Regions from separate parts of the Homo sapiens genome. Here region 2 is linked to region 1. The links are chromatin loops, found by intact Hi-C in ENCODE. Cell type or tissue: dorsolateral prefrontal cortex. All regions are shown on one strand. Links, peaks and the distances in the headings refer to the core of each region. The heading gives the core; the rest is flanking DNA.

Region 1 (15,766 bases), core at 5,007-13,006:
GGATTCAGCAATCCTACTGCTAGGTATATATCCAAAAGAAAGGAAATCAGTATATCAAAGAGGTATCTGCACTCCCATGTTTATTGCAGCACTGTTCACAATAGCCAAGATTTGGAATCAACCTAAGTGTTCATCAACAGATGAATGGATAAAGAAAATGTGATACATGTACACAGTAGAGCACTAGTCAGCCATAAAAAAGAATGAGATCCTCTCATATGCAACAACATGGATGGAGCTGGAGGTCATTATGGTAAGTGAAATAAGCCAGCACAAAAAGACAAATTTCAAATGCTTTCAGCATTTGTGGGAGCTAAAAATTAAAACAATTGAACTCATGGCAATAGAGGGTAGAATGATGGTTGATACCCATCCCAGAGGCTAGGAAGTGTAGTTTGGAGGGAGGGATGGTTAACGGGTACAAAAACATAGTTAGATAGAATAAATATCGTCTAGTATTTCATAGCACAACAGGGTGATTATACTCAACAATAATCTATTGCATATTTTTAAATAACTGAAGGAGTGGAATTGGAATGTTCTTACATGAAGAAATGATAACTGTTTGAGGCAATAGATACCCCATTTACCCTGAAGTGGGTATTACATATTGCATGCTTGTATCAAAATTCACATGTATTCCATAAATATATTTACTATGTACCCATGAAAAATAGAAATTAAAAAAATTAAAACATATTAATATTTCTAGAGAGCAAGAGAATATTTGTAAATATGTAAACAGCAGCATAGAATTCATACCTGGCTTTTGGTAAGAAATTACCATTACTAAAATTTCTCTGTAACTGTATTTATTGTGGTATAAAAGATATTTCAAAAACTAAGGTAGAAAGGTATTTAAAAATGAACTTAGAAGTTGATTCCAAATGTTTCAAATTCTCAAATTAAAAGAAAACTTAAAATATTGAAAATATATAGTACACCAAATATTCGCAAAGATGTCAATATTATTACAACCCTTTATCCCATTTTATGTTGTACTGTGTTACAAAAACAACAAATGGGACTTTCTTATGCTGGAAAGACAAAGGTTTGTGACAGGTCCTTTCCCCAAGACTCTGGCACAAGTTTCAGAGTGCAGGGAAGAGGTGACAGGATGACTGGGCCTGAGAACCAAATGAGTAAAAAGTATATGCTATCTTCAAAACTACACTTTGAAATCTCAACCAACCACTGTCCTTAGATGGACCTCACACTCCCTTCCCATGATACGTTGTAATTCTTTAGAAAAAAAAATAGTGAACTTGCCTTTCTGAAAGTTATAGCTGGCAAAATGCAATTGAATTTAATGGAATTTTTGCTATGTATTTGTAAAGGAGATAAGATATTGTAGAGAGAGGTATAGAACTCAGGCTGGAGTAAAAGTGGATAAAATATTTGAATATAAAATGTTAAAATCACGTTTCTGAGATATGCAAAATTAAGGAATTGCATCAATTTCAGGGGTTTGTTTTCTAGTGAAAACATATATAATTTCTGTGAGTTTTCTATTGTGTTTTTCTTCCTACCTGTCTGTTTTCAAACCTGAAAAGACACTACTTGGCAAAATAGTTAAAAATCTGCATAATAAGTATGCTCATTAAATAAATATTTAAGGAAAAAAGGTAATAGAATTTTTATAAGGAAAAAGTGCCTACAATTTACATTCAGTGAGAAATTAAGTAGAATTTTGGACAAAAATTGTATTATTAAGATTTTTATAAAGATGTTCTGTTTTCCCATCAAAACTTCTTTTGGGATTTTTATTGTTTAACTGGGTGATGATGGACTTTGATGTAATGCAGGGCTTCTTAAATGTGGCATTATTAAAACTTTTGCCTGTATAATTGTTTCTTGTCTTAGAATCTACTCTTTTTCATGATTCTTTTTTTGTCAAAAAAAACCCCCTAAAATCTCAGTAGCAAAAAATAGATGGAAAAGTTAATGCCTAATTATAGTGAATTCTTACAGTTTTATGTTGTCTCGACACCCACTTTCACTATAACTTGGACTTTCTCATAACAGAAGCAGGGCTCAGTCACCCTTGACACAGTTTTCAATTCCATACCTCCTCCCAGTTTCTCAATGTGTTTGATGCAGATATCTGCCTTATGCAACTTCCTCTTGGTGATCACCTCGCTTTGAAACAACTATATGCAGCCTACATGAGTGGTCCCGCTGATTCTCACACCCCGCATGGACTACGCAGAAATGCCATAGAGACTGCTTTTCAGTCACGGCAGAACCTCCTGAAACTTGTACCTCCTTGTTTCAAACCTATCAATTAAAACTCCCTGTGGAAAACCTGTTTGGATAATGCCCCGGACCCAATAAAGGTGTAGGCCCACAGGTTTCTCTGTCTCTCCACACACTCCCTAATCTCTCTCTCTCTCTTTCTCTCTCTCTCTCTCTCTCGTGTGTGTGTGTGTGTGTGTGTGTGTGTGTGTGTGTGTGTGTGTGTCTTCCAAGTGTGCTGTGTGCCGCCCAGGACCTGTAAGTAACGAAATCTAAATTTCCATCTTGTGTCTCTCCTAATCATTGAAGGTGCACTATCCATTGTAAAGATTCAAAATTAAAACACTAGTGAGGTCGCATAAGAGTACAGCAAGGAAACAAGTGTCCTGTGCATTGTAGAATGTTTAGTAGCAACCCTGGCCTCTTCCCCCGATGCCAGTAACACCACCCTCAATGCCCCCACTCCATCCAGTATTGTGTAAACCAAAAATGTTTCCAAACATTGCCAAATGTCCATCAAGAGGAAAAATCACTGATGCAATGTTTCATCAAGGATATAGAGCCAGGCGCGGTGGCTCACACCTGTAATCCCAGCACTTTGGGAGGCGAGATGGGCGGATCACCTGAGGCCGGGAGTTTGAGACCAGTCTGACCAACATGGAGAAATCCCGTCTCTACTAAAAATACAAAATTAGCCGGGCGTGGTGGCACATGCCTATAATCCCAGCTACTCGGGAGGCTGAGGCAGGAGAATCGCTTGAACCCGGGAGGCGGAGGCTGCAGTGAGACGAGATCTTGCCATTGCACTCCAGCCTGGGCAACAACAGCGAAACTCTGTCTCAAAAAAACAAAACAAAACAAAACAAAAGGATATAGAATCAACAGATATTTGTTGTCTGCCCATCATGTACAAAGTTATGAGTTATGAGCTATCGAATTGTTAAAATATAGTGCTTGGTTTTAAGAAAGGTATAATGTACTTAGAGATGCCAATTATACTTGTATGGATTATCTAAGGAGTAGAAGACCATAAATACAAATATAAAACTACACATATGTCACATATATGTATGTATGTATGTATATATATACATATATGAATGATTACTCAGTGAATTTCTAAGGTAATCCCAGTTCTCCAAGTCCAAAGATGAGAGGATTTGTAGGGGAAGAATTAGTAAATGGTATTATTTATGGAATAGTACAATATTAGCTGCATCTTCAAGGTTGGTTTAGAGAGAAAAGACTGAGTATGAAACATTTGGCCCACCTCTGCAGAGGCTTAGGTAATAAAATTCTGGAAAGTAAAATTTTAAAAAACAAGAAAACAAATGGGGAAGGAATTTTTCTCTTTCCATTTTTAAAAAGAATTTATTCGTAATTATATTTGAAAACCAAGAATATTTTTCTACTGATATTCATTCATCCCTCATATTTTAATCATACAATTTTAAGGAGTCTGATATCCAATTTTGTATTCTACAAATTTTAAGCTGTAAAGCTTTCTGTTTAGCAAAAAGCTGAAAATCAACCTAACAAATCAGTGTTTTGAATAGTTATCAAAATAAAACATAGTATAAAGTCTCTGGTAGTTTGTTTTTTTATCCTTACATAGATAGAATTCATAATACACATTACACATCCCAATTATTAATCTAGTTTGGGTTTTTTAAAATTTCTTTAACTTTCTGAACATTGTTGTTCTTATAATAATTAACAATAAACATCCTAAACAAAATTATACTACAAAAGAAAGATTCTTCATTATTCGGTCTTAATTGCTACTACTTATTGAGCCTTTATAGACTACGCACTATACTAAAGACTTTTCATCGGCCGGGCGCGGTGGCTTACGCCTGTAATCCCAGCACTTTGGAAGGCGGAGGCGGACGGATCAAGAGGTCAAGAAATCGAGACCAGCCTGGCAAACATGGTGAAACCCCGTCTCTACTAAAAATACAAAAATTAGCAGGGTGCAGTGGCAGGCGCCTGTACTCCCAGCTACTCGGGAGGCTGAGGCAGGAGAATTACTTCAACCAGGGAGGTGAAGGTTGTAGTGAACTGAGATCTCACCACTGCACTCCAACCTGGTGACAGAGCGAGACTCCGTCTCAAAATAAATAAATTAATTAAATTAATAGATAAATAGAGGTACTTTTTATCTTCTCCACCCTCAACTCATTCTGATAGACAACAAGTGCGAAAACATGAAATATTTGAATAAGGTAATCATAATGTGGAATTTTCACATGAAGAAAAATTACTTTAAAACATAATAACAATTCAATATCTGAGCTTCCTTGCTGACAGATAAATTTAGAAATAAGTGTTTAAGAAAAAAACGAAAGTTTAGAAAAAAATTATCTAATAAATGGTGTCATTATAATAAATTTTAATAGATTTATACTTTTTATTTTGCCTCTATCCTTTCTTACTTTATTTCATTTTCACTGTACCTCAAAATATACTACAAAGAATTTTTTTATTTGCAGATATACTAAAGCTGGCTTTGTTTTATCTGTAATTATTTAGTAACTCAAAATTAAAGTTTTTTAAAAAAGAAAAGAACTAAGACCAGTAACTTAAAATCTTTGTCTGTTTTAAATAACACACCAATGTGCATAAACCTAAACAATAGCTTTTTTGAGTTTAAATCTTTAAAACTTGGATCAACCTTTATCAAGTGATGCAATGTCCATTACAGCCTATAAATACTGTCAACCTTCTTATTACCTGCTCAACCTCTCAATTTTAATATGGCCAGAATTGCAAAAGGGGGGCAAATTATGTCTTCTCTTGCTAAATGCAAAACATATACTAAAAAAGTTGGCACTACACAATAATTTTCACCAATTTACATAATACATTCAGGGAGAGATTGAAATATGTTGAAAAGCGTTATCTAAATCTTCTAAAATTAGATTTACAGATATATGTTTATTTCGTATTTGAGTATATGCCTCCCTGTAAGCAGGGTGATAGTAAAATAACCTCAGAAGGACTAGTTCATATGTAACTTCATTCATTACATGTGAAATATTTGTTATATGGGAGGCGTGATAAAGAATACAAAGAAAAAATTAATATTTTGTAATATGCTGCATAATGACAAAGTGTATTGCACATGTTAGCATATGTCTTTCAGTAAATAATTTATCACCATTACCAATGGAATGTTTAACTTGAGAATAAGTAACTATGAGTAACTATGTCTGTAATTGTATAATTACTACTCAGTGCTAATTATTTATTAATAAAATTTAAAAATAATTTTGTGTTGCCTAGCTGGTTTTCAATGCACAAAATAAGTACCCACACTAGGATTAAGAACACTTTGGGTATTTAATATTAAACACACTGACCCTCAATTATTATTTTCCTTTTAGAACCAGAAAGTACCAATGATTGGGCTAGACATGTATAAAATGTTTCATGTAAAATGCTGTCTTACTGTTGCATCTTTACTCAACATCAACTTCCAGATGGGAACTATTTTTCATGGTTCATAAAGCCAAATCCAGCTGCTACATTTGGACCTACATAAGGAATCCACATTTTATTGCCTTCACAATGCTTATAAAACAATTGCTGTTGTTTTCGTTAGCCGTGGTGCAACTCACTCTTCTCCATGCAAATGAGATATCCAAAAAGAACTTCTAATGTCTTTATAGTTGATTACTTAGCAGTCCTATGCGTAATACGATCCTGATTTTACAACACTTTTTAGATATTTAAACTAGCTTAAACAAAAACAGTCTTCAAGGGTAACTATAGATTGAGTGAATTACCAAAAGTGTTCTTACAATTTCCTATTAAAACCCACAATGGTTATTAAATACTTCTGTAATCTTAGCTTTATTAAGAGACAGGAAGTGCACAGTTTCCTTTCGCTCCTCGTTCAGCTAATCTGGCTCTTTGATGGTCATGCGCTTGGAATAACCATGGGGTTTCCACCACAGCATAGTCTTCCCACAGCTAAATGGAATTAACCCTGTCAAGCCTCAAGAAAGAAAAGAAAAGAAAAGAAAAGAAAAAGCATCGCATTGTTAGAATAGAAATATATTTGGAACTTTGAGTGAATAGCAGTTATATTAAAATACAGCAATTTGTGCTTAGGACATTTTCGGTAGGGCCACCGATAAAAAGGAAACATCAATTTCAGAAAATGGGAATAACTCGGCTTGCAAAATTACCCATCGTTATTCTTTTTTGCTATCTATAGATGTCAAACGTTTGGTGTCTTCTCAATTATGTTTATTAACTTACTTTTTAGATTCTGAATTAACATCTGCTACTCTATTTTTGCCAAAAGGTCTAAATTCCTAGAAAAAAAATATATAGATAGATAGATGGAAAAGTTAGTACCTAGTGAGTTAATGTAAGAGTATGACAAGGAGGCAAGTTTACTATGAATTGGGAAGCACAGACTATAGTAAACCACCGGTTAATCCCTGTCCTGCTGAGCGGTTGCCCTAGAGGTCTGATAGAGCGCCAAAGCCTCTTACGCATACTGAGACAAAGCTTATTTCAAGCAGAATTCAGCTCCTAAAGCCACCATACTGCTCCCTGACAACCTCCAGTTGCACTGACTCCATATTTGTGTTTCCCGCTGTTTTTATTTATTTGTTCCCAAAGCCACAATAGCTACAAAAACAAATACTTGTTATGCAGTCCTTTGTATCAATACAGGTAAAGTGCTCTGCTCCCTTTTTCACTTGTACATAGTTTGTGCAAATAGGTTTTTAATATATTCCAAGATTAATTTGGTAATTATAAGCCAGTTTAGAAACACACTTTAAACAACAGGTCATATAGTCACCATTTCTATTCCAGAATAATTCTCAGTTTTTGACCCTTGAGCAAAGATGAGCAAATGTGTATTCAAAAAGAAATTCATTTGAATCGTCTACTTCTTTTGCTTTGTCAGGTCCCAATTGATATTCTGTTTGGATTTTTACGGCAATCTTTTTGACCTTTGGCAAGGGATTGTGCTTATTTATCTGATTTAAATTTTTGAATCAAGCTTTTAGGATATTTTTTAAAAATTGGACAAAATGGAATAGAATAGGTGATTTCAGGAAGGTATTTTTATTTTAAGTCAATTATGTTTGTTCTTCATAAAAATAGGATTATGCCTATTGTGGCTATATAAATACATAGCCTGTAGAAGTGTTTGTAGTTTCCCTGGTACAAGAATGTCACCTAAATCCTCTAATGTAATCTGACAGAAGTAGCAGAGTACCTTTTTATAAAACGAAAACAAATAAAGAAGATTAACTTAAATGTAATCATATGTAAAATTTTAAAATGGACTTTAAGCTTTTTATTATTCAATACTATTATAAGCACTAAGAACACTGGGTGGTGAATGTATTTCATATTAAACTCTGTACACAAAAAAAAACTTTGGAAAACAAAAAGAAAATAATATTCTGGCTATTAAACTAAGATATAGATTTCTTTAGGGCTCACACTTCTACCTATTCTGTAATTAGAGTATTTTAAATTAGAAAACATGTATTTGGACATTTCTTGTAGAGAAGATATTATGTCAGAATGTTAAATTATTCCAAGTACATCATGGATTATGCTTTGACAATCTAATTGGTTATCAGAATAAACAAGCTTTATCTTTTTATTTATTTATTTATTTTCCCCTTTAAGGAGTTACTCAAATCTAGTAGAAGTTGATACAAATTTTAAATTTTTACCATGTTCCTTTCTAGAAGTGAATATTCAGTCCTGGAGACTAAAAATGGAAAAAAAATTAAAATAACAATCTTGTAATTCACATTTTTACTCTTGATTGCACCAGTAAACAAGCAGCTTATTTTCAGACAATGTTTTCTAACCTATCAGAAACTGCCTCATTCCTAGTTTTGTAACAGTCTCAAATATTTTTTAAATAAAAAGAAACTATTGAGAGAGAGAGAGAGAAAGAGACAGAGAGAGAGAGATAAGTGTAAAATGTATAGCCCAACAGAATGTCAAAATATAAATAGATGGGGGATTGTATGCCATCCCCTTCAATTTAGCTTATAGTTTTAAACAACGTATTTGGCAACTACTTGTTTTATTTAAAAAAATAGTGTTTGTTGATACCTGAAAGATTATACCAACCAGGAGAAATTCTAAATCACGGTTTTAATAATTTTCTTCTTAAACATTTTAAGGCAAAAGTGAAAGTTTTGCTAATATCCTTTTAAATAGAAATGACAATCAGTCAGGGCACAAGGATAAAAAAGTAAGTCAGCTAGGTCAGCTAATAGGAGATTAGAAAGTGATCCCATACTTCTAGACTGAGACTCAGAAAAATGATTTTAAAAACCCACTACACAATTGTTATTCTTCCTGAAATTATTTGTAGTTTTATTGTATAATCACATGAACATACATAATACAATGCCCTTGAATTTTCTATACTCATCTTTGAGTGCCAAAGGGAGAAAATATTATAGGAAAGGATTAGATCAATAATTCTCAATGCAGGGTGGTTTTGCCCCCATACTGGTGAGGGTACAGGCTAGGGATGTGGCTAAACACTACAGTGCACAGGACAGTCCTTCACAACAAAGAATTATCTGGTCCAAAATGACAGTAGCATCAATGTTGAAAAACAAAAACAACAAAGAACAAAAACATAATTCTCAACTGAGATTTTCTTTTTCTATTGTTTCCCTACTTCCTGGGACACGATGAATAGAACACATGATAATAATTATCACTTACTACAGACTCAATTTTATTGATGTCTCTAAAATTCTGTCTCTAAAATTGTATTTCAAAGTTCCAAGATAGTTCTTGTGGAAATTGACTCATTTAGAGTGTCTTCTCTTTGTCTTCATGCTTTAAATCTCAGATGCCCATAAAAAAAGATGATTTTATGTCCTTTGCAGGGACATGGGTAAAGTTGGAAACCATCATTCTCGGCAAACTAACACAAGAACAGAAAACCAAACACTGCATGTTCTCACTCATAAGTGGAAGTTGAACAATGAGAACACATGGACACAGGGAGGGGAACATCACACACCAGGGCCTGTCCAGGGGTGGGAGACAGGGGGAGGGATAGCATTAGGAGAAATACCTAATATAGATGACAGGTTAATGAGTGCAGCAAATCACCATGGCACGTGTATACCTATGTAACAAACCTGCATGTTCTGCACATGTACCCCAGAGCTTAAAGTATAATAAAGTTTTTTTAAAAATCCCAGATGCCACTTTGGTCTAGTTCTCCATTATCAAGATCAGATATTCTCAGAGGAAAACACAACATTTTTCTGGACCTAACATATGGGATAACCACACTTTTAAAATGCTAGAAGGAAGAAAGAGAAAAGCCAGGAGCCACAATCTCTTATCATTAGAAATTGCATTGTAAGGTAGCTATACAAGAATGCCCCCAATAGAATTGATCAAACAAGGTGAATATGTGGTGGAAAATTCTAAACTCATATGCCATCTTAGAATTTGTATGAATTTTGTTTTCCCTAATTTAAAAAATGAAGACAAGAAAACATAGTGATCTTCCAACCCAGTACTTTCCAAAATATATTCCTAACAATAACGTCTTAAGAAAATGATTTGATGATCAAATATTAGAAAACACAGCGAACATATTGCCAACATCCTTAAAGATTCTCAATACACCTTGGTATAGTAAAGATTCTGAGAAATGCTGCAATGAAAGCATCATTTTAGAGTTTTGATTAATCTTGTGTTTCTCCAACTTGACCCAAGAAATACTTTATTGTGCTTGATTTTGTTATCTTCATTGCAGCTGCTAACATCTGGGAAGTACTATATCAGAAAACCCAGTTATTCTAATGTACAATAGAACTATTCTTTTTCATCCCATCTTAAAGAGTATATGAGCTTGCATATTTTACATATATCATCAAACACAATTTTTTTACTTAAGATAATAAAGAATGTCCCTGAATTCTCAGATTCCAACTAGCTAGTGCTACATGCACAAGTTATTGAAGATCTTAGGGAAATTAACTCCATCAGCTAATGCAAAATACTCTCCAATTAAAAACATTTCCAGTCAAAGTCAAATTCTCTAAAGCCATCACGTTTTGTTTTCATTTAAGACTGTCCAAGGAACACATAAATCTAAATGATCAGAATTACTTCACTCAGTTAATACTCCTGTAATTTAAATGATTTTATTATGCATACATGCAGAACTTATAAATTATACATTCAGAACTTATAAATCATACATTTATAAACAATTATTCTCCTTTTCATTTTATTTTTAAAATTAATCTCATTTATCATTTTTCAGTCTATAATAAATATGTCCATTTTATCTGCTTCTGAGTGAAAACAAGAGTTGGTGGATTAGTAGTAACAAAAAACACGAAAATGTATCAAGAATTGCCCCACCTGTTCTATCTAGTAGCTCCCACCCCACCACCCTGAACCAGTGGAAATAACTGTGTCACCCTGAATGGCAGACACAATTACTATTTCCGTTCTTGAGTCAGGATTCAAGCCAATAACATGTTTTAACTGACATGAAAACTTTAAAGGAATAAGCATTTTACACATAGCAAATATTTAACAATTTTATTTTTTATTTTTTATTTTTATTTTTTTTGCTTCTCACAGAAAAGTTTGTAAGGTAGGTACTACTCCTCTCATTATATATGTGAATAAATGGAGGAAGATAAGTAACTTGCCCAAAATCACAAAGCCAGAAGATGAATCCCAAAAGAACATTAATCCAGGGCTGTTTCTTTCTGCTAAATGATGCTATTGCGTCCTTTCAGGGCTTCTGGGAAACTCTTCAGACTTGCTGACAGCACTTTTCTAGGACAGCTGAGACGCATTCGCTAATCTCTGAGCTGCTTGTCCTTTGTGGTTTACTTTGGCCAAGACATAGAAAAGACAGTTGAGAATAACAGTTATTTGCATGCCTGGAAATACTTAGCAAGTAAAAATGATTTCTACAAATAATGTATTTACTATGTAGAAAAGGATCTTTCTGCTTTTCTAGCTCATTTTCCTGCATAAATTAATTTTGTCTTACCTTTGTTCAGTGTTCACTGCCATTTAGCAATGTGTCATTTCTATGAATTACAGCGATAATACCATAATAATAATAAAGAAAAAGAGGAAGATGAGGAAATAGATATAAAAATGATAAATATTTTTCATTGAAAAGTTATCTCAGATTTTATATTAAAACAGTATAGCAATAATTGCCTCTTTATTTGCTGGAAGTTGTATTTTTAATAATTTGCTTCCTACATCTGGCATAGAATTTACCAGAGAAAGTATGTGCAATAAAAAGAGATAAGTAAAATTTTTGTTTGTTTTTAACCTTTTGTGTAAGCAGGGTTACAAAATGCCAAGTGAAATCTGAAATTTTATTTTTCTCATCTAATCTAATTTCCTACAGAAAATTATCCTAGGAAAATATAATATATATTGGCTTACTTCTTAAGCCGCCTCCTCCTTTAAGTAATATTTTTGTGCCCTTGAATATTTTATCTAATTATAAAACCAAGAAAATGAGATGTTTTTGCACAAAACTTAATAAAAATTGACTCAAGACACAACATTTTCCTGTCTCCATACAAACTGGTGATGAATATTTTAAATTCTAGCAACCACATGTATTTTAAAATAATTTTCTTAACTTCTTACTCTGTTTTTTTTTAGAGACAGGATCTCGCTCTGTCTTCTGGACTGGAGTGCAGTGGCATAATCATGGCTCACTGTAGCTGCAAACTCCTGGGCTAAAGTGATCCTCTCTGGTAGCAAGGACTGCAGGTGTGTGCCACAATACCCAGCTAATTTTTAAATTTTTTGTAGAGACAAAGTCTCTCTGTGTTGCCCTGGCTGGTCTTGAAATCCTGGCCTCAAGCAATCCTCCTCCTTCAGCCGCCCAAAGTACCAGGATTACAGGCTTGAGCCACTATGCCCAGCCTCCTTAGGTATATATTTATCACAACTGTTCCATAAATTATTTGTATAATTGATAATACAAGAAAATCCCTAGTAGTTACTCAGTTGTGGCCAAATTATCTGCTGAGGCTTAGAATAACAGTATAATAGCAATAACAACAATACTAACAGATAACATTTAGTTAATGTTTATTTTGTGCTAGGCTGTGTTAATTTAATTTAATCTTCATGGTAATTCCATTGAATGTAAGTATTATTATTATTTTCATCATTATATTCTTATTACCGTAAATGAGAAAATTGATGCCCTGATTGTGCAGCCAGCAGTGGTGGAATGAGGAATTGTACCCAAACAATCTCAACCTCAGAACTACAGCTTTTAACCAGTATGTTATACTACACCCAGGAAGGCCTTAACTTTGATATTTCCCTTATTTTTATTTCTCTGTTTGTGCTGTCAGAGTAGATGGGTTTGCCAGGAAAGTTTCAGAACTCACCAGACCTGCTGGAAGAACTTCAGACTTAGCGATGCCTTGAGATTGTGCCATATCAAACCTAGCTCCTGAGAGTCTTTCCAGCTTAAAGTCACATCCTAGAGCTTCCCAGGAGCTGTCATACAGAGGGAGGAAACCATCAGTCAGTCACCTGAACATCTGTAACACCAAACAGCCATTTCAAGAGGTAGAGCTTTGCCCAGTGCATTTTAGGCCCTCTCTTGGGAACATAAGGTCACCCCGCTGGTTCAGAAAGTTGAAAACAAGCTCTTATTAAGTGATGGATGTGGCATCATTGCACAAGATGTTCCCTGAGTAATGTTTTCCTGTTCCTGGAACTGAAAAGGAAATTAACTAAGAGAAAAGAAGTAAATTCTGGGACTAAGGCTAGCCAGTGGTCTGTATATTTACTATATTCATGCAGAATAGCAAAAATTTCAGGTGAATTGAAGATATCCTAGAGCCATAAACTGAAAACCTCTTACAGTGACTGTAATAAGTGAGCGTAAGAAAAAACGGAAGGGTAAAGAAGAGTGAGAATTGGGGGGAGGGAGGGAAGAAGGGAGGGAAGGAAAGAAGGGAGGGAGGGAAGGAAGGAAGGAAGGAAGGAAGGAGGGAAGGAAGGAAGAAAGGAAGGGAGGGAGGGAGGGAGGGAGGGAGGGAAGGAAATAGCCAACTGAACATTTTTGAAAATTAAAATTCCATAACACCATTATGGGCTCAATTTGTATTTTGCTAATTCTCACATGAGTTGAAAATTTTGTCCAGTTCTGAAATACTCCTGGGAGGCATAGTATGTAAAGGTGACCAATGTGATGTGGTACACTATCAGATAATATATATGATCAGTTTTTTTGAGATATTTTAATGATTGATATGAATCTATTTTAATGCATTTATAGAAGCTTTGTAAATCTAATTTAGACATATGTTAACTAAATTTTTACTTTTATATGTTCCCACTTTTAGAAAACTGTATTTTTCTTAGAATTGAATAAATTTTTTGTGGGTGTGTGTGTTTTCTATATTCAGTCTCTCTCCCATTATAAATTGTACTTGCTATATATTTGTGCATTGACTCACATTCAATACACAAGAAGTTGTATTGCATATTTCTGAAATATATGTACAATCACGTGTCACTTAACTACAGATATATATTCTAAAAAATGTGTCATTAGGCAATTTCCTCCTGGTACAAACATAGTATAGCATATACTCATATAAATGTAGCTGGTGTAGCTTACACACCTAGGCTATTTAGTATAGCCTATTGCTCCTAGGCAACAAACCTGTACAGCATGTTACTGTACTGGATACCACAGGTAATTGCAACCCAAAGGTAAGTATCTGTGTATCTAAACATAGAAAAGATACAGTAAAAATACAGCACTAAAATCTTATGGGACCACTGTCATACATGCAGTCCATAGTTGGCCAAAACATATCTTGAAGCACATGACTGTGATGGCTTATATGTTAAATTATATTTGTAAATAAAATAGAAGAGCGTATTACTTAATAAAATTCAATCCTTGTATATTTATAAAGTGAAAATGCCCCCTTTATGTGTCCTGTTACATAATAGATATAAAAAATCATTTGTGTAATTAATTAATATAGTATAAGTTCATCCTATATTATGTTCAACTGACAGAAAATAACTAGCTGTTGTCTAAGTTGAACAACCCCTCTGATATTTAAAATTACTGAATCTTCTCTTCGCTTTCCATGAACAAAAAATCAAGATGCCTATTATGACAGATATAGACAGTTTGTAGATAAGAATTTTAATTTTTAAGAGAAAATATAGGTATCATTTCAAGGAATTATTGATATATAATTTCACATTTTAAATCCTCAACAAATATTAAATGTTACTTTTGAATGCTAATTATTGTTTCGAAAGTTAAATATCAAACATCTAAGAAAACTTACTAAATGATCTAGAACAATGAGAGGTAGTGGGAGAAAACAGGTGAAGGGCAGGCAGACGCAAGTTCACAAGGGGCCTCCTAGACCACAGTTAGGGCTATGGAGCTTCAGTCTAAGTACAGGAAGGCCATTGAATGCTTTTTGATGCTTAAGTCACATTTATTGGGGTATAATGTACCTCATGTACATAATTTGGGGCAGAAGCTCCTCACAGCCTACAATACATGTGCAAAATTCTTGGAGTTAAAGGGAGGCACTTTATGAAAATGTGTTTACTTTCCTATTTTTATTTCTAGGGGGATACAACGCATTCTATAGGATTGGAACTCTCTTTATACATATATGTGTGTTTGTGTTTGTGTGTGTGTGAGAGAGAGAGAGTGTGTGTGTGTATATGTGTGTGACAGAGACAGATACATACAAATATGTCACATCATATATGAATGTATTAAAATTCACTCTTTGCATGTAAAACTGATGATTATAGATAAATGTATAAAGATGTGCAACTGTCACAATCAAGAAATAGATCATTTACCTCACACCAAAAAGTTCTCTTGCATCCACCACCCCCTAGCAACTACTGGTCTGATTTTGTCCCTATAGTTTTTCCAAAATGTCATGTAAATGGAATAAATGGAATCTTGTAGGTTTTGTGTCTTGCTTCTCTTAATTAGCATAATGCCTTTCAGACTCACCGATGTTCTGGTATGTAACAGCTCATGATTGCTGAAAGAATTCTATTGTACGAATTATTATAATTTGTTTATTCATTCACTAGTTGATGAACATTTGTATTATTTTCAGTTTGGGCAATTATAAATAAAGCCTTGAAAGCCTTTTAAAGAAGGAGAGACATAATTTGGCTTACACTATAAAAAAATACTGGCTCCTGTACGGAGAATGAATGTCAGGGCATTTAAAGTGGGAGGCTAGAGGCAGGGAAGTCAGCATGCAGTCCAAGTGACAGAAGATGGTAGCTGGTACAAGCAGAGATGTAGAGAAATCAATAGAATTAAAACGGTTATTTTAAAAGCAAAATGTAGAGCACCTGAAATAATATAGAAGTAGGAAAAATCACAGATGCCTGGAGCAACTAGATTATTGTTCACCTCTTCACTGCCGGTTATCTCTCCCCATATCAATTCAGTATGAACACTCCATGGGTATCAGTTAGT
Region 2 (15,766 bases), core at 7,608-15,607, 92 kb after region 1:
AAATACAAAAAAAAAAAAGCCAGATGTGGTGTTGCACCTGTACTCCCAGCTACTCAGGAAGCTGAGGTGGGATGATTGCCTGAGAAGTCGAGGCTGACTGCACTCCAGCCTGTGAGACTGGAGTAAGACTGTCTCAAAAAAAAATTAAATATAACTTATTAAAATGCAGATTTCTGATCACCACCCCTACCCCAGGCATTCTGGTTTATTAGACTTAAAGTGATGCCCAGGAATTTTTAACAAACACCTCCTAGGTGATTTGGATGCAAGTCCTGAGAAACATTGGTCTAGAGAAAGCTTACTTGAGTGCAAAGGATGGACGAGGGAAGGTCAGTCAATTTGATGCCAAACTGGGCATGTTCAGATATAGTTTGGTACCAAAGCTCTGTTTCAGCAGGCATAAGACAGTGATAAGCCACTTTTTCTAAGTGCTGTAAGAAGAACCACTGCTGCTGGAGATGTGTTGACCAGGATCTAGCTCCAATGAGGAAAGAACTAGGATGCTTCTAATGTCCTAGTCTCATGGTAGGGTCTAGGGCTATAGACCTTAGACGAGATTTGGGTCTCAGGCAGTAAAAGCTGGTTATAGCAAGCTCAGGGAAGGAAACTAAGACAGTATTACACTTTGTGAGCCAGATAAACTTTGGAAGAAAGATAATTTTGCCACTTTGTAGGACTTGCTTGTTCTCATCTCTCATATTTCAGATCTGGTTATAAAATGGGGAACAAAAATGTAAACTAAAAATAAAGGCCTATCATAAAAACCCAAATCCAAAGATTATCATTTAATCCCAAATTTTATAATGAATTATAGTTGAGGATGTGAATGTGTTTTCAAACTCCAGCAGGAATGGCCTGGAAATAAAGTGTAAAGGTCAGCTATGTTACGGAAGAAGAAACAATGAGGCAGGAGTTAATTCCAAACTCCAAAAGTTCACGTTTTCCACCAGGAAAGTGAATGGCCCAGCATTATGCTATAGCAATAATCTCATTTTAAAATCTATAACTATCATTATTTTTGCCACACACTGAGAGAAGTTTTGTCATAATCAATGCACAAAACAACCACTAGCAGAATGTAACAACTAGATATTTCCATATATGTCAGAACAATTAGATGACAAACATTCAAGTAACTGCAAGTTTAAATTATTAAACAATATCTTTTTCTTGCAAGGTGTTAGAAATTGATATGTAATGTATAAGGGGGCCTGGAGAAATATGAGTCCCTATTTAAACCAGAGGGAGAATTTTTATACATGTGAAATTCAAGATTGAGAGAGGTTCACTGCTTTGTTGAACTACATATCCAGGTTGTCCAGGTTGAGAGAAACAAACTTAATACCCTTCTAATTTTAAAGTTCAAATATTTTCTTTAAAACTTCTGACTTCTCTGCTGATAGATAAATGGATATGTCAACATTTAGGGGGATTTTTTCCTGTCTTTACATGTCATATTTAACAATTTTTAAGAAAAAAATTTAAGCCTATGCAGAAGAAGAGAAAATACTGTCATGAATTCCCAAGTACCCATCACCCAGCAATGAAAATCTTGGTTCTTCTTACATTCACTCACTTCCTCTTCACCTACACCTATTTGAGGCAAATTTCAGGTATCATATCATTTCATCCATAAATAGTTCAGCATAGATCTCTAAAAGATAAGTGCTTTTTTTCTAAAAAAAAAAAAAAGCCACAACATATGGTTTTATATAATTTAATGAAATTTTTAAAAATTACAGCTAAATCACAGGCATAAACATATGAATTATTTTATTGATAATTGGGAGGTTGCTCTAGGTGGTTCAAAGCTGAAATCCAGTGGTTTTCAGTGACAGTTTTTCATACCATAGTTTTCTTTATACCAGTACAAGTTCACATGATTTTTTTTTTCAAAAAGCCCCCACAAATTCTTAGTCACCATATCTTCTTACACTCAGAAACTTTTGAATGAATTATTTTTATTCTACCATACTTATTGGGCCCTGAGAATTATGAGATTTCCCACTTGAAGCTTCCATTTTCATTGATTATAATGATAATCAACTAAATTATCCTCTTCCTCTGGAGAGCTACAGAGCTTCTTGATTCCAGTGGTTAATAAAGGCTCTGGTATCGAAAGCAGCACTTTGTTAAAAGGAGTGAGAATAATGACGCAAAACCTCAAACCAGGCAGTGTTCAGAAAACATACTAGTTGTCTTTGAAAGCCATTTGCTTGGTAACAATTGTTAACTATATATCAGTTAAATAATAAATAGTTGCATATAAATATCTAGGATGTGCTTCAAAATAATCTTGAAGGAGAATAGTGAAAGGAAGTATAAACTAAATGAGATTGACCATAAGTTGATAAATGTTGAAGTTGGATGATAGAGGTTTATTATACTCCTCTCTATATTTGTATATGTTTAAAATTGTTCAGAATAAATTTTTTATAAAGAGAAAATAAATCACATGAAAATGACAAAATATACACAAAACAAAGTACTCAAACACTCTTTGCAAATGCTCCTGCCCAAAGCCACTCATCTAAACAGCTAGCAAGTACTAATCAAACTGCTGTATGTTGCACCACTCTCCAATTGAACCAAAGAACAGCAACAAAGGAGTGAAAACAGGAATTTATAGAATTTGAATGCAACCAGTTTCAGAGAACATGAATTATTCCCTGGTTTCATGAGGGTTACTATCGATGTTAAAAGCAGGACATAAAATTTTCTTTAAAAATACTGCCAGAGAACAAGTCAGCCTCAGGGAAAGGAAAAATGTGACTTAATATTGCAGAATAAATTGAAAATTTATGAAAAATTTGTCAGTATCCCAACACTTTTATAGTAAATACTTTAAGCTGAATAAAAATGAACAACGAAACTATAATAAAAGTAAGAAAAGGCTTATTTGTTAGTGACAAGGAAATCTGTATTTAAATCTAACAAGTAATAAAAGGGGGAGGAATACTGTACTATTCTGCAAAGTTTAAGTGTTCTGATGGCCAAGCAGTGTCTTTTTTTTTTCAAATCCTTTTCTGGAGTTGTTAGAACTTGATCTCTGCTTGATCTGACACCCTTCAACCATGAAGTGGACATCCTGGGAGCAAAATGCTCTGACCAGCCCTGGGGCCCGGCACTCACAGAGCCTAAGCCCATCATGGGAGTCCAAGCTAGCTAACTGCAGATGGGTATGCCGACAAAACTGCCCCCAAAAGACAGAGGCCTAGCGAGGATTCAGACAGCAAGCTCACAGCACCTTTTAAAAATTTCATATTGCCTTAGGTTCCAGAGCAAGGATGAGGAGAAGAGAAGGAGGAAGAGGCAAAAAGGGGAAGGGAACAGGGGATGGATGAAGGAGAAGTTTGGGATACATTTTGTTCTTACTTAAAAGAGCACGTAACACCCAGTATCTTCTAAAGGGAAGCAAAAAGTTTAAAAATTCTAAGTTTATGCATGCTTCTCTTATGGCAAATACTATATTTTACTTTGTATATGGTTTAATTATATATGTCTCTTCTGTTAAATTCCTGGAGTGAAGAAAGTATTTGGAATTTATTTTTGAAATGCCATAGCCTATATAACAATGGTCATATTTGTCTTTAATGTTTGTTGAGTTAATTAATTAATCAATCAATTAATCCATTCAGGTGCAGTCAGCTGATAGGTAACAAGCCACAGCTGCAGAACCTGTAGGTTGAATAATGTACTCAATATATTTCACTCTTCACACTGATCCAGCAATGAGAATATGTAGAAGAGTTGTTATGCTTTCTTCTTATTTTTATTACTTAACATAGTGGGATTTGTATAGCATTCAGTGAATATAGCAAACATATTTCACATCTATTTACCAATGTCCAGAACCTAAATTTCACACTGTACCAAATGCACGCCTTTTAACAATTGAATTTAACATTGCTTCCATCTTGTAGGTACATTCTATCCCCGATTCAGAAAAATATGTATTATTATTCATATAAATAAAACATTATGACAGTATTTTGTTTTCAAATTAAGAGAGAAAGGTAGGTTTTCTGTATTTTCCCTTGTTTAATAGAGTGCTTATTTCTGAAACAAGACTCTCAGAAAAAGAAAAATTTTAACAATGAGGTTTTACAGTATGACTTGTCAGTTAACTGCATTTATACCCAAGTCAATTAAGTAGACTACCCTTATTTAAATGTTTTTACAAATAAAATTCTATCTTTAAAAGTTTTTTTAAAAAATCTATAAGCAACAGTAAGCCAAATCACTCCTCTCAGAACTGTATAAAAATTTAGAAAGCCTCTTGTCCAGGGCACTGAAGTTCACAAGTAAAAAAGCTAAGAACCAAGGACATCAACTGACTTTACCAGATCAGAGAGTGAAATCATAACTGAAACATCATCAAAAATCACATAACCCTGATAAAATATTGTCTAAATTGTACAAATCACCTATTTGAAGACAAACACACATAATGACATTAAAATTTGGCACTTCCATTTAATTATTGGTGTAAATCTGTAAATATTTATTGATTTGAAAACTATAATAATATTAGCTGAATTTTTTAATCTAGTGGATTTCCTGGGATTTTTTCCTGGCCAAAGTGTTATACACATAGTCTGGAATATATCTTAGACCCATAAATTTCAGCCTGCTGTACCAAAAATAGCAGAGCCCTCAAGAAAGATTTATAGTATGTGAAAGATGTGGTATATAAAATAGAAACACAGCACTGAAGTTACTGAATGCTGATTAACTGTTGCCCTCAATTCCAAATATTTTTCAATCTCATTAACACACATGTTTGAAATTTAAAATAAAAGTCTAAGTATTACAAGCCATAAAAATAGTTAATCATTGTTAAAGAAAAAAATTTGGACCCTGAACTTTTGCTTGTTTTTATTTATCCCAAATGAGGTTTATTTTCATTGTTCTTATATTTGTGCAGGTATCTCTTTTTTTCTAATACTCTTAACACACCAACTCCTGAGTGATTTTATTGATGCATGTTTATGAAATTTTATACATGTATTATTGTGACCAATTTAGCTTTCTAAAATTCACCTTCATAAAGATTTAAATACCACAAATAGATTATACTTTATATAAGAATGAGCTTCCTTTTCACTCATGTTTTATAAAATAATTATTACACATTTCTGAGAAATAAGTATATATGTGTTGTGTTTACCATGTAATTAATGGTTAAAAATAAATTACTAATTTAAGAATAAAATCATCACCAACATAATTCTGGATAAAAGACCATCTACAGTGATATGAAATTTCCAAAAGAAAATTAAAATTTAGTTCATGATTTTTCTGTCTATTAAACACTAAACAGTTTGCCCTATAAGTACTTTTCATACTTTTCTGGATATTTGTACCTCCTAGAAAATATAACTAAACAGCTTTTTATTCTGACCCTGTAGATACTGACAAATACATTTACATGCATACTTATAAAGATAATCTTATATTTTCAAGAACTGCTATTTACTGACAATATGCAATGACACATGTGAGTTCTATTTTTATACACAGGTTCTTCCAGGAGGAGTTTTTAATTCAGTTAGTTAATTTCAAGGAAATTAGTTATGACAAATGAGCTAATATTCAAGCCATTAGAATTTGCAGAGCATTGTTTCCACTTATATAAAAATTATCTAAATTTGGGTGGGTTTTAAAGTTTAATTCTAATTTCTCTTTGTTCTTTTTCCAGCAAATCACTTTAGTATCACCTGTGGAATTCCGTTATGAATGACATTTTTTTTTTCACTTTGCAAGGAAGAGCCCAAGAGAGAATTCACTTCACAATGACCCTGCTCTGCCCTGTATTTATTCGGCAATGATCCTCAGAAGAAGGATTTTGAAAATGCATTGGAACTCGAACCAAGAGCGAATGTGATTTTGAAGACTTTATTGCTGCCTAAAATTCTATTTTAAGCTACTTATTATAATTCTTTTTAAAACAAAAGAAAAAAAAGGAAAGATGCTTTTGCTGTTACAAATGAAAGGCTGTGTTCCTGATGCCGAATTTCACTGTTCATTTCTTTTGGCCTTGTCGGTATGGGGAGGGGTTGTTGTTTCCTTTTTACTTAATAACAACAATAATAATATCAGATATTGGCTAAGGATCTGACCAAATGGAAGGGGTGATATGAACAAGATAAATCCAGCTTTAGGAAGCAAATACCCCCTCGGCTGACAGCCCCTTGTGCTGGAATCTACAAGGAAATTGTAGCAATGCCGTTCCCACAAGAACAAATATTGGCACTTCCACTAGGAATCCCCCCAAACCAAGTGGAAAGTGCGGAGCTCATACCTACAAAAGAGTGGACCCAAGGGGCAGACCTGGAGGGAGGAGGGTGAGAACTTAGTAACAATGCTTTAAGAAACCAAATCACTGTTTCTTATTGAATTTTATCTTTTCCTTTCCCGCTGCCTCCTCCCAGAAGAAAAAGATATATATATATATGTATCAGCTGCCAGCAGAATAGCTTGCGCTTTCTTTGCAACATTTCGTGCCTGATAATTAATGATGCCCACGCCGGGCGCCTGTGGCCTGGACTCGGGTTCCAGCCGCCAGCAGCCCCTGACGTCAGTGGCGGAGCTGCCTGCGTCAGGTCCCCAGCAGCCCCCGGGTGGCCCGGACTGGAGCTCCGGGGGCATGCAGGGAGGGAGTCCCGGGCAGGGTCGGATAAAACCTCAGAACTGTCGAAAGGGGCTTTCCTCGCACTCGCTCGAAAGTCCTGTCGCAGTTAGAATGCCAGTGTTTGCTGCTCCGGGGGACTCACAGGCACCTCAGACTGCGACAGAGTCTGGAGGCCCAAACCCGGTATAGGCTCCTGGGGTAAAACGGAGTTGAAAGTTCTAGAAAAAAGGGCCAGGGAGAAACAGGGCAAGTCTATGAACAGTGAGTGCTTCCTTCCCTCCACTCTTATATGGGTCAGCGTAATACTGTTTTCCACTGACTCCAAAAATGTGGACCTTAAACGAAATGGACCCACCGTTTCTACTTTAGCTTGACACAAGTTGGAAGTTGGGAATCCCGGAGAGTTTCTCATCCGTGAGCTGGTGCTGGTACCCGCCACTGAGGGAAAATGAACTCGACCTCGCACTTAACTAACCACAGTCTTCCCTCTTTCCTTACTCTCCCATCCTTCTCCAGCTTTTTCTTTCTCCATTCTTCTCACCTTTACAACCCTCCCACACTGGAGAGTTATCAAGATTATGGAAAGGTTTGATTTTCCAAGGGGGACTTTGGCCTCTATCGTCCAGAAAAGTGTGTTCAATCACCCGCAGTTGCCCATGTACTAAGAGTCGGGGGACCCGAGTTTGGGAAGCCATCGGCGCATGCTTGGGACTGAGTCTACAGAACTACTTCTGGAAAAAATCCTGCAGCTCTCATGGGCCCTATCCTCTTGGGATTTCTTCAACGTAGGCTGTTGGGGAACAATTTCTCTTCCCTAGAATCCTGAGAGTATCTTTTTTTCATGATAGTGGTTGCCTTTCTCGTTTAACTTTCCACCTTTTCATCTACAACCGGAGGACAGGGGGGAGTGGAGGCAGAGACTCCTTGAATAAAGATTTGAGACCACAACTGATTTTTGTGCGTTTTCTCTTGGAATAAATTCGGGTCCCAGGAACCGCGCCTGCATGGCTCCGCCAAAACCCGGCGGCAAAAAACAACACGCAGGTGCGGAAAATTGCGTCTGCCGCAGCGATCGGCACCCCAGGACAGCAGCTGAAGGAAGTCAGCCATTGGAGGGCTGCGGAGCTCAGAGCTAGAACACAATTTCGCTTCGCCCTCCCGCTTTCACCAGAGAGTAGCTGGGAACTCGTGCAGGAGTGAATTTCTCCCCTTCTCCAGTTGAAAGCAGTTAGCGGGCTCTGTTACTGGGGGAAAGAGAATAAAAGCATTTTCTGGGAATGCGCTTTTAAAACTTAGAACTTTAATGACAAGTAAGTAAAAGAACACGTTTCCCGAGCCAGTCAATAAATACCGCGTGAGCCGCCTCACCCGCCAAGCAAGTGGCCTCCCAGTCCTGGCCGCAGCGACGTCTCCAACTCCAGCCCCATCTGTGAGGCCGAAACGCTGCAGTTTCAGCCGCTGAGCGCCAGACCAGGGACTTAGTGGCCAGCCTGCCTTCCCTTTCTGAGCTCCAAAGTCTGGGAATAAGTCGAACCAAATTAAATAGAGATGCATCTACTTTCAAAAGGCTTTAAAAACCTGTGACTATCCCCTTTCCATGTGCCACACTGCCTGGTGGATATAAATTGTCACACTCTAGTATCTCCAGCGAGTAAAACAGAAACACACAGACACACACAACACACACACACACACACACACACATATGAATCTCAAAAAAAGTATTGTCGTAACTGTGACACTGTCTTCACAGCCTTGACTGGTATTAGGATTTCTTAGAACGGAATTCATTAAAAGGAGGTGATTAACCTTATTTATAAGCATTGCCTCAAAGTGGCAACTTAAAGGATTTTAGGAATTATTCAAAAAATGTTTCTGTTTTGTTGTTTTGCTTTGTTTTGTATGTTGGTTGTCGTTTTTATTTGGGGGGCTTTGTTTTGTTTTGCTTTTAAGGATCTAGGAATGTGTCTTTTACCCGGTGTCCTTCGCTGCCCTTTTCAGGGAGAAATTGGACTGCCTGACACTTGATTAAGCCTCAGGACTTAGAAAGATCATTTCCTCGAACACTAATTTGAGCGAAATCTGGATTGAGAGTGTAGGTTTACACGCCCAGCTCGAATGTCTAATGTATCAAATCCTCGTTAACGAACTGCCCGCTCCGTGGCCGTGTCAGCCAAAGGTCAGCCCCTTGCAACAGGGCACCGTGGTTCAAAAGCCCTCTTCCAGGGCCCTACCTCCCCCTCCCACCCCAAAATCCATCTTTCACATTTCAATAATAAAGCGCACGGAGCTCCAACTAGAAATGCCAAGGTTGTTTTTCTTTATTTACTTCTTTCTTCACATTAGTGACATGTAAACGACGTGACCTAAGGCAACTACTGAAAAATTAAGTTTATTTTTTCCAGTGGGAAGGAAGTGCAGTTAGTGGACAAGGTAATTGTCGAAGCATCCTCAAGAGGCACGTATATTTGAGAAGCTGTGACTCTTAGAAACCTTAACTTAAAATAGTAATAATAACAATTTCACAGCATTCAAATGGAAACCGCCCAGTAAACTTTGTTGAAGACCTTAGTGATTAGAAACTGCTTAGGGAAAGGGACAATTCTCTTCCCCCGCTGCCCCTTTCCCCTTTTAGAGACCAGCAGAAAGCTTATTCTTAAAAGATGGCTTTGGTGTCAACAGGGCCAAGAGGATCCAGAAGAGTGGGCCTGCACTCTTTTCGCTCCCGCCTCACTGGGGAGCCCCGCGACATTCCTGACTACCCTGGAGCGTACGGCGTATAAACGTATACACCCCAGCGGCAGAGGCCGAACTAGCGCAGCAGTTCCAAATCAGCCCAACTTCTCAGCGCGCGCCTCAGGCCACGCGCGCGCACGCTGTCGCGGGCAGAGTCCGCTAGTAAGGTGGCGGGGCGGGGTAGGGGAGGAACGCGACTTACCAGGTCTGGGATCTAGATTTCGGGCAGAGTTGGTAGCTGAGAGGCCAGCAGACAGATTCAGTCATACCGGAGACGGGCAATTTGGGGAGGTCTACGGCGCGAGTGGAGGGAAAGGAAGGCACCAATGCGGTTTGGGTGTCCCCCTTCCCTTGGTCCATGCCCGCACTCCCGCCGCCGCCTCCACATACTAAGCTCGGCCTGGCCGGGAGAGGACTCAGAGCCCTCCTCGCCGCCATCCAGCCAGAGCCTCCGGCGCTCCCGGGCTCTGGCGCCGACCCCAGGGACGCCTAGGGGCGGGGAAGGGATGTCCCCACTCTCCAGCCCAGGAGAGGGTAACAGCGTTGCCGGCACGGACGCTAGCTGCCAAGCTGAGCAGCCGGACAAGTCCGCTGCGCCGGGCCGCTGGCTTGCAGACCCCGACCCTCTCCCGCCCCAGCCCCTCCCTTCCTCAAGCCCCTCGCCAAATGAAAAGGGTTCTTTGGGCCTTGGCCTTTTGGGGAAGACGCGGGAACCCACGCTGAGTTTGAGTTTTCTGTTCAGAGCAAGGCCCACACAGGTCATCGTTAGCTTGGAGTCCTTAGAGTCTAGATAGCCCACTCCCCACAATACTCAAACACAAAGGGACCCAAATCACGAATGGGTTTCTTCTGGAGTGGTCCCTGTGGCGGGGGTTTGGAGGAACGAGGGTTTCTGCGCCCCTGACTAGACGCTGGGAGCCCTGGCTTCCGGGACCTAGGACAGAACTCGAACCCTCATGCCCCGGCCACTTTCTTCCTAGTCATGAGTAGTGAGGGGTGAGTGGCTTCTGCCAGGCCTCTGTGGGCCTAGCACTCGGTGGCAGTGGGTGAGGGTCGTTGAGTCCGGCAAAGAGACATGGAGCAGACGCTCTTCAGCCATCCTTGCGTTATTGAGCTCGGAGACTCGGGAGTTTGGGTAGGAAAAAAGGCACTGTCCTGGCAGGAACATTTCCAAAGCCTCCCTCCCTGCGTCCTCAGGTTCCACGCTGAAGGCTTGGGGAGTGGTAGTTGTCGGGTGAACTGATACTGTGGTCCCGGTATTCCAAAACTGGCACAGATGGAACTGGCCCTGGGATAGACTGCAGTGTGAGCCCGGCACTGACCTAGGCATCCTGTTCCCAGTGAGGGAAATGAAATGATAAGCTCCACAAAGTGGGTCTACCTGTTCAAATGAAAGTAAAAATCTAGAGTAGGATTGGAATCTGTCGGCAACCACTTCTGATGTTATGGGACCCAGGATTCTTACTAAAACACCCAAAGGCTGTAGATGTTAGTCGGTCAGAGGTTAGAGTGACCCAGGGACCCTCTGTTGCCCCTCCCCTTTGTTTACAAGCGTTGGCCACTCCACCTAGAAAGATTATACGCTCACTCTGGAAATGTCAGCACATTGGCCACAAAATACCATGCAGATCCCCAAGGACTTCACTAGAGAGGAAAGCAATAATCCAGCGACTGAACCCAGGTGTCTCTCACCAAACCCTACCCTTTCTGGTCTCTAGGCCAGGGCAGTTCCTCCACCAGTCCCGACGTTTGCGCTACCTAAGCACGTTTGGATTTAACAGGACCATTTCAACTCCAAGACAGGCAAGCTGACTGGTATTATTTGCAAAGGGTCAAGTGGAAACCCTAGAACAGTCATTCAAGCAAATGGCTCCTAGTATCTCAAATGGGGCGGTGGGAGGCTGGGGAAATGCCAGAGAGCAAGAGGAAGTAGGAGAAAAGAGTGGGAGAGAGAGGCGGAAAGACAAAGACAAGCCGGCACCCAGACTTGGATCTGGGCAAGGGATGAGGGAAGGGCCTAGGGAACCTCCCCCAAGCCGCTGCCCGGTCACCTGGGGCCTGAGCTCTGACTAGGGGTAGGCTAAGTCTTCTCCGAGGGGCTAGGGATATGAGAACAGCCGGGGCGGCAGCTCGGGCTTGGGAAAGGATAAGAGAAGAAGGCCTCCCTGGTAGGCCCGGTGTAAACTGGAAGCCCAGCCACCCGATGCACTGGGGTGTGGCCGGCTGGGGCTCGAGCACCATGCAGCCCCCGGCCCTCGGCGGAGAGGCCCTGACAGGCCCGCTCAACTCGCCGTTCCAATGGCAGCAGCCCCAGGTTGCTCTACCCTCTGCTGTCGGCTCCGCAGTGTGAACTCACTTAAACCAGCGCGGTTTGAAAACAAACACGTGCAGCTACCCCGCCGCACTATTTTGGGAGCCTAGCCAGCGACTTTCACAGGCCGGAGCCTCTGCTTGGTTCTCTCTCTAGCCCGCGAGGGCGGGGGAGTCTCATGCATATTCATCAGCACGTGGAACCTCGGGCCACAGGCCGCGCATGCGCACATCTCGCCCTGCCCGGCCAGAGCCTGCCGCGACGATTTGGAAAGCGCCCCGCCAGGCTGCGGGGTGGCGGGAGGGTCCCTCAAACGCTGACGACCCAGCCTTCGGTGGAGGTGTTGTGGGGAAGTCTCGCTGTTGCACCCCCTACACCTACCCCCGAAGACTGTTTCCATGCTTTCAATAAATCCACCAATGCAAAAATTTCCCTTTACGCACTCCATCCCACCCCTGTCCTTTCTCCACAACTTTCAGTTTTCTTAGTCAGAGGCTAGCATTTTCGCGGATGAATGGAAAATGTTTAAAAAGGAATCGCGATGCGAGCTTCTCTCACCGTTTGTGTTCCCGCTTACTGTAACTTCATGGACATTGTTACACAAAAGAAAGACGTAAAATAACAATTTTTTAAAGTTTGCTAAGGTCGGACGGCTTGGGTTTGCTTGCTATTGTTGTTTTTAAAGATGTGATTCCAATATGTTTATACCCACGCTCAATAGTTGATTCTTGTGTGTGCCATAGGTGAAAATGTCACTGCGTAACTTTCACAACCGGTGGATTTTCCTGGATATGCTTACAGAGATGTCTGACAACCATCAGAGGCAGCCAAAGTATTGTGGACAGTTGACACAATGTCAGTCTGTGGCATCTTCACTGCCAAGTGATATTTCCACTCTAGATAGCTAAACCCGATTTTTTAAAAACTCACCTTTGGTATATAACATCAGTTGGAAACTTCACACTGTTTTAGTTCTTCACTCTAAAGTGGATATCAACTTTAGTAACTGATGACAGATCCCAGCTTCCACAGTAAAAATAGCCTCTGGTTTGGCCTGATGTGTTTCCTCTTGCTAAGGAAGGGACTCTGGAGCAAACCAGCCTTGCATAGATTTAAGGAGAACATTATTCATATTTTGCACCTATTACACCATTGTATTTGCAATAAACTTTAAGGAAAAGGATTGAATGTGACATAAGAAGTTAACATTTTTTGTATTTCTTGCCCCAAAATAGTGCTTATCATTTTTTAAAAATTGCTATATGGTTACCCATAATAATCTTACTTTCTATATCTAACTAGTTTAAATGGTACATATTACAGAGGATGGACAGTGTGGTTAAAAGCCGAAAGAGAGACTATCGTGGCTAACTTGTACCTTTAGCGGCTTGACGGCACAGACAAGATCAATCTTTCCATTGCCAACACTATTTTCAATAATTCTAAAACAGTTGATATCAACTGTGACTATCTTTATGAAAATGCTTTTCCCCACAAATACGAACACATGATTCTAAGAACTACACTTGATGCTACAAGGAAGCCAGAACTCTGTACCTAGAGAGGAGGAGATAAATTTGTAATCGGTATTATAAGTTGGAAAAAGAAAAGAAATGTAACTTGGGAATGTGTAAGAGCTGATGTCTTTATATCTAGTCCACAGCCAAGGGCACAAGTTCCTTTATTTTGAGTGTGCCAGACCACCTGCAGTAACTCCTCATAACATCTTAAACTAAATCTTCTCTTTAAGGTCTAGGGCCTTCTCCAACTCACTTCCTGAAAAGCAGTATGCTCAGGTAACAACTCCAACAGCACCGACTCACAAGGGGTCCTAGACACTGATTTAATGTTGGCCTCAAAAAGAAAACTTCTGGAAGCTTTTGGGGCTAGGTGAGGTACTTGAGGGTATAATTCTCTGGCCAGCCCTTTAAAAGTTCTGAGAAAACTTCACAATAAAAGCATCTAAATGCCAGGCCTATCAGCAAAGAAGGTTAGTGCTACTTTCATTGTCAGGAAAAAAAAAAAATAAGAAAGAAAGAAAAAAAAAAGATAAGCAGATGGGGCAATTGAAAGGTTACATCTTTCTTTTGGAGGTGGTTTGCTTTTTAAAGGTTAACTTGAATGCTTGACTTTAAAAAATCAAAATCATCAGCTGCAAACGCTTAAAGCAGTTGGGGGTAGCTTTTGAAGAAGAAAACAAAGGATCTGAAATGTTTGAAATTACTTAGCCCCCATATAAATGGTGCTTGTATATTTATATGCTTGCTCTACAAATGCACACACACACATACCACAACTCATTTCTCTTCATTTCTCAAATATGATTGCTTGTACTCAGGCATTTTCTGTTGACACAACATAACTTTTTAATAACTTGTTAGCTGTTCTAATCATTTGATAGTATTCAGAATACAATGCAATTGCAAAATGAACCAGGACAGCATTCTACCTAAGTCAGAATCTAAAGCTACACACAGGAAACAGCTATTTGCAGCATCTTCAGCTCCTGCTAAAGAGAGTCTAACAATATATTTTGCTGTTCACATTTATGTATTTCAAAACCTAATAGCCCATGAAAAAAAGTATGAAGAATACATCTCAAGAAGCAGATATTAAAGGTACCAGCAAAATAATAGACTACATTTAACTTCGAAGGATTATTTTAGGCCACCTACATCATTAATGACTTTTTCTTTGTGATAGGTGTTGGAAAAGAGAATGCACAGGAGGGTTGGCTTAAATGTTGGCTTTTATTACGTTTACTTGCTGTGAGTAAGATTATTCACAAATGCAAACACACTACTCTTCAAATGTTTTCTTAAAAATTATTTGGCCTTCACAGTCTAAACAGATATTTGAAATATGGAGTCATTTTGAAGTAAACATTTACCCCTAAAATTTATCTTTAAAATATCCTACTTAAATCATATGTCATAGTGTGATATTTAATTGTTACACTGTGGTATTAAAGCAAAAGGGGCATCAGGTACACAACAAAAATTAGACAGTTATAATTCCCAATTTGAGGTAAACTACATCTAGGAATAGGAATGTTCGAAGAAAAGATGAACTCATCATTTACTATCTTCTTAAATGCACCAGCAAAATTACAAAAGTACCACTATTATCATGTTTATCATTATCACACTCATATCAGGTTATCAGACAAGCTGATCTCAATGAAAGTGGGAAGGATTATTAATTGTGGTGTTATCTTTTCTAGAGAGAAGAGATGTCTTTATTCCTCTTTCTATTTTTAACTAATGTCTGGACCTAATGTCTGGAGTCACTTCAAATGCAAATCTGTTAATCAGTTTCAAACTTCCAAACCAATTGGGGCTAGCTTTTGCTTCGCAAATTTTTGGAGCTAGCAGCAATTCCTGCTTAGGTATTCAACTTCCATAAATCTCACTAAACCTTGCAAGGTGGCGCTCTTTTCATGAAAAAAGCCAATATTATTGTTATAATCAGAATAACATTTTTTAAAAAGTTAAACACCACCCTCCCCAGTGTTTGATGTGGTACAGTAAGTGCAGCAAAGTCCTTCCTCAGCAAATAAGACTTTGTTGAAACAGTGACAAATATAAATAGCAAGAGATGAAAAGACAAGTCAACAAAGGATTCTTAAAGAAATTGAACATTTTTATCTTGTAATTGGCCAATGGTATAAACTGAAAAATTAATTTCACTTTAAAATAGATGTATCTTAAGGGGTTGTTATACTTTGTGGGGTTTTTCCTCTTGTTTTCTTTCTCAGAGTCAAATATGGCCTGTGGCTTCCTGAACACATAGAGTGCATTAAAGAATCAGGTCCATGGCCACCCTTGCCCAGTGAGGTCAGTTTCTGCCACCTGCTCTGCACCTCCACACACTAGCAACTACAGCCAAGGGCCTGATTTGTGATCTCCGGCTACGTTGTCTGCCTAATGGGGCGATCATGCAAGCTACAACCAGAGACAAAGAAGCCTGCGTTCCTACCAGCGCAGCTAACTTCATGGAAGCAGCATAGCTTGCAAATCTATCAAACTAAACTGCAAGAAAGACAATCTGATTTAGAGAAAAGGCATTCTGCTACAGTCATTAAG

The links. Hi-C counts contacts between places; a loop is a spot of excess contacts. Peaks named below come from ENCODE experiments on the same cell type or tissue, not always from the same donor. Only the 100,000 strongest peaks of a DNase experiment are listed, where the experiment ranks them.
Region 2: it touches region 1 in a loop (3-fold over the local background); 2 of 110 quality-filtered maps call a loop at or near these places.

What each region holds. Positions count from the first base shown.
Region 1 is chr3:147,504,943-147,520,708 of GRCh38, reverse strand. LOC440982 (a long non-coding RNA gene) reads right to left here. Exons shown (of 3, transcript NR_121655.1): 2 at 12,657-12,768; 3 at 10,799-11,114. Among named protein-coding and RNA genes, the nearest start is that of ZIC1, 100 kb to the right of the region's middle. In dorsolateral prefrontal cortex, for the core only: no CTCF peak of the experiment used is centred there; no DNase peak of the experiment used is centred there.
Region 2 is chr3:147,415,366-147,431,131 of GRCh38, reverse strand. It overlaps ZIC1 (Zic family zinc finger 1), which reads right to left. Exons shown (of 3, transcript NM_003412.4): 3 at 14,413-15,766. It overlaps LOC440982 (a long non-coding RNA gene), which reads right to left and starts at 9,805. Exons shown (of 3, transcript NR_121655.1): 1 at 9,573-9,805. RefSeq lists enhancers at 9,968-10,896, 11,835-11,984. In dorsolateral prefrontal cortex, for the core only: CTCF peaks have their summits at 11,928 and 15,080; a DNase peak (open chromatin) is centred at 11,871; H3K4me3 peaks cover 5,284 bases; H3K27ac peaks cover 7,882 bases; H3K27me3 peaks cover 5,955 bases.